Regions from separate parts of the Homo sapiens genome. Here all the other regions are linked to region 1. A link is a contact called in ENCODE Hi-C or POLR2A ChIA-PET data. All regions are on one chromosome and are shown on one strand. Each heading gives the region's core, a stretch centred on a gene start or an enhancer-like site at or near the end of the contact. The rest is flanking DNA. Distances are from core to core; before and after follow the strand shown.

Region 1 (4,125 bases), core at 1,131-3,630:
AGGCGTGGTGGTGGGCGCCTGTAATCCCAGCTACTCAGGAGGCTGAAGCAGGAGAATTGCTTGAACCTGGGAGGTGGAGGTTGCAGTGAGCCGAGATCACACCACTGCACTCCAGCCTAGGTGACAGAGTGAGACTCTGTCTCAAAACAAAAAAAAAAAAGAAAAAGATTTTGTGCAGACATCTGGGGAAAGAGATGTCCAGGTAGAAGGGTTAGCATGTGAAAATCCCTGAGGCTGGAGTGTGCTTTGTGCCTTTGAAAAGCAGCAAAGAAGTCATGTCTCAAGTAAGGTAAGAAAGGCCAGAATAGTTAGAGAAGTCAGAGAGGAAAATGTTGGAGGAAAATGAAGTAGGTCCTTGCAGGCCTTTTAAAGTGGAATGGGAAGCCATTGGAGGCTTTTTAGCAGAGAAGTGACATCTTACTTCCATGTTAAAAGATCTCTGTGTTTGCTATGTTGAGAATAATCCACGGATTTGGGGTAGAGTCACGGGCAGAGTCAGGGAAACAAGTTGGAAGGCTATTACAATAAACTAGAAAGTATTTTGTATAACTTAAACCATTTTAAAGACAGTAGCCACGGCTAGGTGCAATGGCTGACGCCTGGAGTCCCAGCACTTCAGAAGGCCGAGGCAGGAGGCTCCCTTGAGCCAAGGAGTTCGAGACCAGCCTGGGCGACATACGAAGCCCCTGCCTCTAATTTAAAAAAAAAAAAGGGAAAAGAAATAAAGATAGTGGTTACTACTACTATACCACCATCCATTTAAGGAAGAAAGTGTGGAGAGATGGTTAGGTATATTTTGGAGATATAGCTGAAAAGATTAGATTGGAAGTGAAGTACATGAGGAAGACAGCAAGCACACTTCCTAGGTTCTTGTACTGAGCAAGTACAAGAATAGAGTTGCTAAGTACTAAAATAGGGTATCCCAAAGGAAAAGCATATTTTCCCCCCAAAATTTTGACATATAAATTTCACATGCCTAATGGACAACCAAGGAGAAATGCTGAATGTAAAATGTAATTTCAGGATAAAAAATTGAAGGTGTAATTTGCAAGCAACTACTCTCAATTCTGCCATGGTAGAGTGAAAGCAGCTATAGGCAATACTAAAGGAATGGGCATGGTTGTGTTCCACTAAAATTTTAGGACACTGAAACTTGAATTTGAATTTCGTCTAATTTTCACATCTCAAAATATTGTTCTTTTGATTTTCGTTAAGCAAGTTGCAACCAGAATGGACTGCAAAGCCTATAACATTTATTGTCTGGCTCTTTTTATTTTATTTTTATTTTTTGAGACAGTGTCTCGCTCTGTCGCCCAGGCTGGAGTACAGTGGCGCCATCGGAGCTCACTGCAACCTTCACTCCCAGGTTCAAGCGATTCTCCCACCTTAGCTTCTAAGTAGCTGGAACTACAGGCGTGCACCACCACGCCAAGCTAATTAAAATTTCTTTTGCAGAGACAGGGTCTCATTCTGTTGCCCAGGCTGATCTCCTGGGTTCAAGGGATTCGCCCGCCTAGACCTCCCAAAATTCTGGAATTACAGGCGATAGCCACTGCGCCTCGTCTCTGGCTCTTCACAGGCAATTTGTGGATCCTTGTTACAAATGAAACAAGATGGGACATTAGTTGATCATTTTTGAAGTTGGGTGACGGTATACAGGGTTTCGTTATACTAGTTTACTTTAGAATATACTTGAAATCTTTCACAATAAAAAGTTGTGGAAATGTTTAACAAAGGTGAGTTATCTTACGCGTTTTTCTTTCCTTATACAAAAACCAAATCTCTCTGAAAGTTGTCTATAGTTAGTAAAGCCTTTTGCTTCTTTTCTGAAAAAGAAAAACCCTTTCGAAGTCTTTAGTGGTGGTAAAATAAGCCCTTTGGATATGACACTCGGTGACGACGAAAGCAGGCACAAAAGGAAAAGAGGAGTTTTTGGGGGGTGTCTGTGTGTGTTTTGTCTTTTTACATTACTCTAAATTCCCAGAACCAATCCCGGTTCTACAAATAAGTGAAACAAAATCCCCTTTAACACCGTAGGGTCTCACGCCCTCAGATGACTCACGGAAATGACGCCATCAGCGAAAAGCGGGGCGGGCGTAGACGTCAGCACGTCAGCCCTCCTCCATGTCCAGCTGAGGGAAGGCTCGTTTCAGTGCCGCGGCCGGCGCCCGCCAAGGGATGGGCAGCCAGAGCCTGTCGACTGCGGCTGCGCAGGTATGCTGGGGCGGGGCTTCAGGTCACCCCGCCCATCCCCAGCCTACGCGACCATTGAACAGCTGCCGCCCAACGGCTGGGTAAATCCTCAGCGGCCGAAATGATTAGCCCAGGGGGCAGCCCCGCCCCCTGCTCCTCCCGGCCTCTCGCCCCGCCCCCATGTCCCGCCCGCTCGTCTGCCTGGCTGCGGGGTGACACGGGGCTTCGCCTTGGGAAGGGGTCGAGGGAAGCAGTTAGACGGCTGCCGGGCGGCGGCTGCCGCGCGGCACACAATGTGAGCCCGGTGATGGGGAGCGGGCCGTTGGGAAGAGGGGGCGGCATGGCAAGAAATGGGAGGGCCCCGGTGCTTGGTGGTGGAGGGGCTGCAGAGTGAGGGGCGGCTTTGAGTGGGCTAGGCTGTCAGGGAGTGTTCCGATACTGTAGTGCAGGCTGGGATCGCGGTCGGGAGACGCCGAGTCCGCATTCCTCAGTTCTAGAGCTTCTCTTGGCAGCTCGGCACACCTTAAGTTTGCCTCTGTTTGGGTTGTCTTGGGATGTGAGGAGGAAATTAAAAGATTCCCCCAAACACTTGGATGCTTCTTTGGGAAGTTCCTCGCCGGTGTGTGCGTGCCCACTTCTCTTGGATGGAAAGGTGGAGAGGCCAGGTGGGCGGGTGGACTTCCACTCTCCGAGGATTGTTAGAACAAACGAACTGGGAATTCCTCCCCCGCCCCCACGCCCTGCCCTGCAACACAGCAAACAGTCCCAACTACTCCACCCCCACCCCACCCCAGACGGAGTCTTGCTCTGTCGCCCAGACTGGAGTGCAGTGGCGTGATCTGGGCTCACTGCAGCCTCTGCCTCCCGGGTTCAAGCAATTCTCCTGCCTCAGCCTCCTGAGTAGCTGGGATTACAGGTGCCCGCCACCACGCCCGGCTAATTTTTTGTATTTCTTTAGTAGAGACAGGGGTTCACTGTGTTGGCCAGGCTGGTCTCGAACTCCTGACCTCAGGTGATTCACGCACTTGGGCCTCCCAAAGTGCTGGGATTACAGGCGTGAGCCACCGCGCCTGGCCCCAACAACTTTGAAGAGGAGACCAGAACAAGAACATTCTAAGAGCTTTGATGTATTTGAAATGTCTGAGATGTGGGCCTTTTCCTTGTATCTGTACAAAAGGTATGAGTGGGAAGGGAGTCTTGCTCCTTATTCTCACTGGACGCATTCTTGGTTATGAACATGTACCCATCTCTAGGAGTCTGTCTGCCCTAGAGGATTCTATGGTGGACATACTGTGTTAGCTGTGATGTTTTCCTGAAACACAAGTTTCTATGAAATCTAATCAGTCCATGTGAAAGTATAGCGGGTTGTTTGTGGGAAGTGAAGAAGATACATCTTTAGTTTTTGATAAGTCTAGATTTTTTAGTATGGCCTCTTTTTCTAACCTGTGGATGTTTTTCTCTTTCACAGATTTATTTAATTGCCCAACTACCACTGATGAAGATATATTGGAGTGACTGCTGAAATTGCCTTTTTGTTTTTAACCAGAGGACAGTCCATTTGTTTCACTTCTTTTTGCTTTCTTTACTGCTATGAGCTTTACTGAACGGCTGAAAAACTTGGAAAATAAAATGGACATGCTGTAGTCTTGAACATAATTTTTTTAAGGAAAACTTAAAGTGCCAGAGTGAAAGCCAGAATGGCATCCAGAGAGAGGCTCTTTGAACTTTGGATGCTTTATTGTACAAAGGTAATTGCTTTCCTTTTTATTTTTATGTTTTAAAATACTTTATTATAAAATTTGTGACTGGCAGTAGTAACACTTTATTTAATAGATAATAGTGTATTTAGTCATAATGAATAACCCCAAACTTAAAAGCGTTTAAAGGATTTTCTGTTTTCCTCTTTTTCAGGTTTGAACACACATACAATAT
Region 2 (3,991 bases), core at 984-3,483, 2.2 Mb before region 1:
ATGATTCAGCTTGCAGTTGAGAAGATTGCTCTGGAAATGTTGAGAAAGGGGATAGTACAGTTAGGAAGTTATTGCAAAAGTCCCATTTAGTTAGGGGTAATAGATGCCTAAATCAAGATGGTACTGGGGAAAGATGATACAATTTTAAAACGTGGCAAAAATAGAAGATAAGCTTTGTGAGGCCATAGGCGTAACATGTCACTATCTCTACTGGTCTCTAGCTGAATAAATATTTGTTGAATGAATAAATAAGATCTTGGTGGTAAGGCGGTGCATTATAATGGTGAAGCCAGACTGCTTGGGTTCAACTGGACCTCTTCCACTTACTAGCGCTATGATCTTAGACAAGTTACCTGACCTCGATGCCTCGGCTTTTCCATCTGTAAAATGGGACTAATAATAGTGTCTAGATTACAGGGTAGTTTTCAGGATGAAATGGGGTTACTACATAAAGTGCATAGAAGAGGGCCTGATACATATAGGGACATATTAGTTATCATTTTTATTTGTGAAACGTTGTCCTTTAACAGAACTTCAGATGTGAAAAATACAGTTCTGGGGGAAGAGCAATTGACAGCACTGACAGTGTTAAATTAGCCATGAAGTGAAGATGCCAGATAGTGTGGACTGGGGCCTTGGGAGAAAGGAAGGGGCTAGACACTTAGAGATCAGACTCCAGCCACTTCCCTCTGCTCCCCACAGCCCTCCCAATCACACTAGCTTCTTGCAGTTCCTCCAACAGATGCAGTTTGTTTCCTGCCTCCTTCCCACTGCTGTTGCCTCAACTTGGAAGGGCATAGAGCCTGGATTTAACAAATATTTGCTTAATGATTCAGTAGATGATCTTGGAACTCTTTTAAGTGGAGTAAATGTTAAATCCTTGAGAATGTATGAGACTGCCATAGAAGAAAGTATCCAGAAAGAAAAGGTATCAGTACAGAAAAGAAGAGTCAGAAAATACCGTGCAAAGGCACATTCAGAACGTAACCAGGATAGCTGGAGCCAGGATTCAAGGAGAGAGGTAGGTAACATTCAATGCTCAGAGGAGGCAAACAGGGTGAAGAATAAAACACTGGGTTTGGCAATAATTTCAGGAACGAACGCTGAGAAAGTCATTTTTCCATGAAGTTGCGGGGGGGTGGGGTAGAGGTCAGATAGTTAATTAGGGAAAAGAAGTCAACAAACTATTTTATCAAAAGGTTTAGGGAAGAGAAGCCACTCTCCTCCTACCAGAGAGTGAGGAAGCAACTGGAGAGAAGTAAACTACTGTACAGTGAATAAAAACATGGGGCTACATCCTAGAGGCGCTGTGCATCTTTATCTGCACAGAGTTTTGTCACGTCCACAGTGCTTTTCACACGCACTATCTAATCTGATCGTACCCCAGCTCCCTGATGATATAGCCTCTAACTGAGGGGTTCTCAAGGTGCGGACCAGCAGCAGCATCACAGATAACTTGTTGGAAATGCACATTCATGGGTTCCACACCAGGCCTACAGAATGAGAAACTACGGGTGGGGCCCAGCAGTCTGTTATAACAAGTCCTCCAAGGGATTCTGATGCTCTCCAAGTCCCCATAGCCACCACACTCGGGAGACAACCGCTGCAGCGCGCAGGGACCGCGGTTGGAGGACAGAATTTCCCCTTCTCAATCTTCGGCCTGTGTCCTCTTCGCTCTTAAGGGAGGTAGTGAACAATGAGACAGCCCCTCAGAGAAAAGTCGCCAGGCAGGGGACTCAGCTGGAGCGAACTCCGCCCATCCCGGCCAGGGCGGAGGCGAGGTGCGGATTCCTTCCCCAAACCACGCCCCCATGCCCGCCCCCAGCCTCCGCCCCCGCACGACCCGAGGGCCCCCCGCCCTCGGGCTTCGACTTCCGGTGCTGGAGGAGGGGGCCGGCGGCGAGGGACTCCAGGAGGACGCGTCCAACTTCGAGACCGGCGGGGGCCGGCTCCGCTCTTCCAACCCCTCCATGTGTGAAGAGGGCGGACGACGCAGCGGGGGAAGAAAAATAAGCTAGTCTAGGACAAGTGTCCAGGCGACGTGGAACCCAGTAAGGGAATAAAGAAGACTGGAAACGTCTCTCCCCTCCCCTATCCCAGTCCCTCACCCTAATCCGCGCGCAATAGAAAAGGCGGAAGCGCCTGTCCACGATCAGGGCGGGGCAAGGGGAAGAAATCTCGCGATAGGAGAGCGGTCCGGGCGGGGGTGGCACCTCTCCCTCCTCCTGGCGTTAGTTCCGGTCGCAGAGGAGACACCGCCGCAGTTGCCGGTACATCGGGGATTTCTGGCTCTTTCCTCTTCGCCTTAAATTCGGTGAGACGCGGCGCCCCGCTCACCCCGGGCGGACGCTGCGGGTCGTGGACGCCGGGCAGAGGGAGAGGGAGGCGGCGGGCTGGATGCGGCCCGGCTTGGATGGGCCCGAACGGAGGTCGCCTCTTGAGGCCGGGCCGGATCTAGGGCCTGAAAGGCCGCCGCTTCGGCAGGGAGGCCGAGGGGTAGCGGCGGCCCGGGTGGGGAGGTGGGGTCCGGGTGTGCGCCGCGGCGCTGGCTGCGAAGGCAGTGGCCGAGGCGGGCTCCCTCTGGGCCGTGCCCGGCCTGGCTAACAAAGCCGCCGCGGCCTCTGTTGTGTGATGTACGCGTGGGGGCTTCCGGCGGGCGGGGCGGAGGGGCTGCCACCCACCACCGCTGCGGCCGCCGCCTCCGCCGCTGCTTTCGCTGGAGGGCGGGCGGATGTACGGGGCGCCTGGGGCCCCGGCGCAAAGCGCCTCAGTGACTGTGGTCCGCTCGTTGCGGCGGCCGCCACCGCAGGCGACAGGGTCAGTGGAGAAAGAGCCGCGGGACCCTACGGCGCCCCGCTGTGGCCGATGGGGTCCTGGGCGGGAAGCGGGTGATCTGTGGCTCGGGCGGGAGGCATGGGAAGGGTGTGGATTGGGAGACACGTTACCGGGGAGGAGGCTAGGACTGTGGGATATGGGCGAAGGAGGCTGGGCTGGCTGTTAGTTTTGCAGGCCTGAGTGGTGCAAGGCGGCCGCTGTTGCGGTCACAGGCATGACCTAGGGTAGGATGGTGCTGCCCGTAACCAGGCTTGTCAGAAGAAGGGGTTCACCTTTTGACAGTGTTTTAGAATTGGCATACACATTTTGGATGCCTGCTGACTATGGTGATAATCTCTCTTTGCGTTCTGCGATGCTTAGTGGTCGTGGAAGATGTAAGTGAATGTAAAGAGGAATGTGGAGAAAACTGAACAATTAGGTTTATGACGGGTGATCACTGTAGCACTACAATGTCGCTTAAAAGTAGTTCACAGCACTAATTTGAAGGGTTTCTTGTAGAGAGAAATGCACATTTTGACGTACATTTGATTCAAGTGCAGGTAATTCTTTGTGCCTGTATCGGGTATAATTGCCAGCTTTATATCCTGAGAGTGGGTGTTCCATTTGATTCATATGTGACTAGACTAAGGTTTGATGTTTTGCTTTAAAAATTAGTATTATGGCACTGATATTAAGGCTTTATTTCTCCTTTCCTAGGGTGTCTTTTATGAATAATCAAAAGCAGCAAAAGCCAACGCTATCAGGCCAGCGTTTTAAAACTAGAAAAAGAGGTAAATATTTACGTTTTAATGTCTCTCTTCAAACCTCCAGAACATCTTGTGTATCTTGCCTTCTCTGACAGGTACTTGCATATTACTAAAGCCTCAAAAGAAGATACCAGAAAGAAACTTGAATTTCTCGTTGACTGCCATTTCACATACACCTTTAATATTTCTACTGCTTTACTGCTCAAGCCTTAATTTTTAGTATCAATATATCTCTAAGCCGGTTAGTGAATCTTCTTTTCGGTGTGAAGGTAAAATATTTTTAAAAATAAAAATAAGGGCTCTGTTTTCACTAGCAGGCAGTCTCATTTAAGCAAACTTAAATGAGCAAAAATGTTAATTTATAAAAGGAGAACTCCTAATGTAGTCACCCAGATTTTGTGAAGATTTGT
Region 3 (3,800 bases), core at 1,285-3,784, 2.5 Mb before region 1:
CTTCCATAAAATGGAGGCAGTGATGATGCCCAGCTCAAAGGACTATAAGAGGAATAATTAAAAGAATATATAAAACAGCAAAAGAGCAGAATCTAGCTCATGGTAACTATTCAATAAATTATAAATATTATGCATAATGATATAAATTTAACCATAAGGTGTCTACTGAGGGACTTGATATTGACTCTGGAAATGTAAGGAAATAAAGGAGCAGGAATTATTAACAATGATAACTATAATTCTTAAGTTAGGTAACTAAGGAATATATAATTTATCAACTGAGATTATAATTCTTCTTTTAATTTTTTTAAATTTTTAAAAAATGAGACAGGGTCTCGCTGTGTTGCCCAGGCTAGTCTTGAACTCCTGGGCTCAAGCAATCCTCCTGTCTTGGCCTTCCGAAGTGCTGAGTATACAGGCATGAGCCACCACGCCCAGCCTGAGATCAGAATTCTATGTAGACCAGTAGCCAGGCCAGTCTAGAACTACAAATAACACCTCCAAATCATCCAGCTTCTTCACTGTGAAATGGATGAAGCTTTAGGGAAGTTTTGGGGGGTTTTTGTTTGTTTGCTTGTTTGTTTTTTGAGATGGAGTCTCGCTCTGTAGCCCAGGGTGGAGTACAGTGGCGCCATCTCGGCTCACTCCCGGGTTCAAGCAATTCTCCTGCCTCAGCCTCCTGAGTAGCTGGGACCACAGGTATACACCATCATGCCGGGCTAATTCTTGTAATTTTAGTAGAGACGGCGTTTCACCATATTGGGCAGTCTGGTCTCCAACTCCTGACCTCAGGTGATCCACCCACCTCGGCCTCCCAAAGTGCTGAGATTACAGGCGTGAGCCACTGCACCAGGCCCAGGGAAGGTTTAAGGGTTGGATTTTTTTAATCCATTCTGGAGATCACAGAACCACAAGTGACACTGTGGTGTTTTCCCACCTAAAACAATACTGTGATGAAAAAGGTACTCCCAATTATTGAGAATCTGCAGTATCCACACATTTCATAGCAAGTTGAAAATGGCTGCCAAAAGGCTCAACTACATCCATGTCAATTCACTTTTACTCAGTGAACAACTAAGATCGTTTTGTAGATGCCAGCTAGTCTCCAATAAAATGGAAGGAGACCATTAAAATCTGAGGAAGACCATGTGTGTAGAATACGGTCAGCAACAGAAACCATTATGGGCCAAAGGTCCAGCCTTCCAAAACCACTTATGGATGTGACATCTCGCACTGCCTAGAAGTCCTGGGAGCAGCACTCCAAAGATCCATGTGTGAGAGCCACCTCTGAGGCATGGGATGGAACTTGTTCCCTCTGCCTCATTACTGGCTCCCTGGAATCCTATCTATTCTTCAAGGCCTTCAGCAAACCTAATTTCTTGCATGACCGTCCCACGTATCCTTCTGCCCCCCAAGTTAGAATCCTTGCACAATTCTACAAATATACTGTGTGTCTGTCCACTTTTTACCCCACTTGTTTAATCCCTACTTTTTGGTCTGTAGGCCAAGGAAGCCAGGGCCTGTGTCACTCTTAATAACTCCCATTTACTGAATGCTTATTATGTGCCAGCCATTGTAAGAGACACTTGACACACTTTACCTAATTCACACAAAAACTCTATTGGATGGGAATTACTGTCCCTGTTGACAGATGAGGCCATTGGGGTAAAAAAAAAGAGTGATGTGTACAGGGGCCACACAAGGACTGACTGCTAGTAGGTTGTGGAGCCAGCCCCAATCCAGAACGGCAGGACGAACCCCAAGTTCTTCCTGCTTCACCCCACACCGCCTCCTCCAGCACTGTTTCACCCCTATGGATCCTGACCCAGCCCTTTCACTCTCTAAGCATCTGTCCATCTCAAGACTTGGCTACGATAACACAGCAGCACCCCGATCCCGAGGATTTAAGAGCTACTCCTCCTACCCCAACCCCAGGCAGTCTCTCCTAAGGATAGGAACATCATCATTCCAAGGCCACACCAGGGGGGCACTCCGCAGGCCCCATCCTCAAAAGCACCCAGTTAGGCTCCCTGCTATGTGGAAAGTGTCCAGCCCTCGGGGACAATGTCCCCCAGAGTGCATTCCTATGATCACCTGCATCAAAACCATCAGGGACGCTTGGGAAAACGAAGACACTCCGGCCACAGCACACAGTTCCTCAGAAAGTCTGAGGAGGGGTCGGGATCTGCCCGCGAACCCCACTTTGAAAAACATCGCTCAAGGGGCTCACACTCCTCTTCCGAAGCGGGAAGAGCCGGGAGGAGCTGGGGAGCCAGAAAGCCCCGCCACGGTCTTCCGCGGCCTGGAGACCCCAAATCGGCCCGAAGCCCGAGCCTGCAGCCCGGGGCGCGCGCGTTACCAGCGCGGCCCGTGCCCTTCCTCAGGGCGCCCCGCCGCCTTCCGGGCCCGCGGCCCATCCCGCGCCCGGCTCTTCCGCACCGGGGGGGTGGGGCGGGTCGGCAGCTTCCCAGACTGACCTGCGGCCCGCCAGACCCTCGGCGCGGCCGCCGGACGCCGCGGGGCGGACGCGGAAGTGAACGCCTTCTCAGCTGCTCGGCAACTCGGGAGCAGAGCGGCCCCAGCGGCGCCCCCGTGCGGCCCGGCTCTGAGGCAGCGGCTCAGGGAGGGAGGGAGGCCACGTCCCGGGCACGCCACGCCACGCCACGCCCCGCCCCCAGATTCGTCTCGCCCCAGTGGGCCGCCTCGGAGTCGGGTGGGTCTTCCATCCCGGAGGTAAGGGAAACACACGGTAGAGAAGGCCAGGGCTGAACCCCAAGGGACGGTCTTGTGTGTTCAGAGGCTGGTTTTACAGGTGAAGAGAAGAAACAGCCGCAGAAGTTGCGATTGTCCAAGGTCACTTAATAAGTGGCAAGAATTAGGATGTTAAGTGTTCTCACCCCCAGGTCAGTGCCCATCCCTCCAAACAGGGCTGCTCAGTGCCAACGTGTGTTAATATATTGCACTTGGATAAGTCTATCTGGATAGTGTCTGCAGCTTACAAAGCTTTTTCACACACAGCATTCTTGTTTAGTCTGTGTGACAGTGATATAAAGGGTGATATTTATTTCCCATTATAGCAAGGAAAATTGAGGCGAGAGCAAACATTTATTCAACACTTTTGTACACCTGACACTGTGCTAAGTGCTTTGCATGCACTACTTAATTTCCTGTTAACGATAACCCTAAAACAGTTCTTCCAGTTTCTAGCACCATCTTACCTTGTGCAAGGTACTGTGCTAGATATTTCAAGAGAAATATAACAGTCCTGTTTTCAAGGTGCTTCCCCAAAATCAAAAATATTTGGTTCCAAATTTCCCTGACTGGCTCTTAGAAGAGAATAAGCCAAAGAGAGGTAAGTCAACCTATCCCCTTAGATATTAACAGTCTTAGGAGAGAGGGAAGGTTTGTTCAACCTGTAATTATTAAGCACTAGCTATGGAGCAAGCACTGAGAGTAAAGGACTGGAAGAGACAAATAATGGGCGTTCAACCTTACTTTCCAGTACAACATGCAGAAAACTTGTTCTGTAAATATTTTAGGCTTTGTGGGCCATGCACAACTACTCAACTCAGCAGTTGTAGTCTAAAAGAAGGCATAGGCAAAACCTGAACAAATGAGCATTGCTAGTTCCAACTTTATGGACACTGAAATTCCAATTTCACATAATTTTCATGTGTCAAAAAATATTCTTTTAAAAATGCAGCTTTTTCAAACACTTAAATATGTACAAGCCATTCTTAGATCATGGGCCAGACAAAAACAAATGGTGGTCCATGGGCCATAGTTTGCCTGCCCTTGTT

The links. A loop is a pair of places that touch in the nucleus more often than their neighbours do. ChIA-PET counts read pairs that join two places held with the same protein, here RNA polymerase II (POLR2A). Pooled maps may share reads with other maps.
Region 2: a loop to region 1 is called in a map with no recorded cell type, with 16 times the contacts of the local background. The contact joins the promoter of BZW1 here to the promoter of NBEAL1 in region 1. A Hi-C loop is called at or near these places in 1 of 37 single-sample maps with no recorded cell type and 8 of 50 pooled maps. POLR2A ChIA-PET finds 5 or more read pairs at or near these places in 1 of 52 experiments (Caco-2).
Region 3: a loop to region 1 is called in a pooled map, with 7 times the contacts of the local background. The contact joins the promoter of KCTD18 here to the promoter of NBEAL1 in region 1. A Hi-C loop is called at or near these places in 2 of 37 single-sample maps with no recorded cell type and 6 of 50 pooled maps.

The regions. Positions count from the first base shown.
Region 1 is chr2:203,012,495-203,016,619 of GRCh38, forward strand. It overlaps NBEAL1 (neurobeachin like 1), which reads left to right and starts at 2,381. Exons shown (of 56, transcript NM_001378026.1): 1 at 2,381-2,488; 2 at 3,662-3,941. The coding sequence starts at 3,891. RefSeq lists an enhancer at 2,061-2,614 and a silencer at 2,253-2,482.
Region 2 is chr2:200,809,677-200,813,667 of GRCh38, forward strand. BZW1 (basic leucine zipper and W2 domains 1) reads left to right here and starts at 2,234. Exons shown (of 12, transcript NM_001207067.2): 1 at 2,234-2,314; 2 at 3,532-3,605. The coding sequence starts at 3,542. BZW1-AS1 (BZW1 antisense RNA 1) reads right to left here and starts at 2,494. Exons shown (of 4, transcript NR_110275.1): 1 at 2,109-2,494. RefSeq lists enhancers at 1,448-1,707, 2,556-3,071, 3,072-3,587 and silencers at 1,758-1,907, 2,438-2,807.
Region 3 is chr2:200,507,534-200,511,333 of GRCh38, forward strand. It overlaps KCTD18 (potassium channel tetramerization domain containing 18), which reads right to left and starts at 2,535. Exons shown (of 7, transcript NM_152387.4): 1 at 2,095-2,535. RefSeq lists a silencer at 2,308-2,767.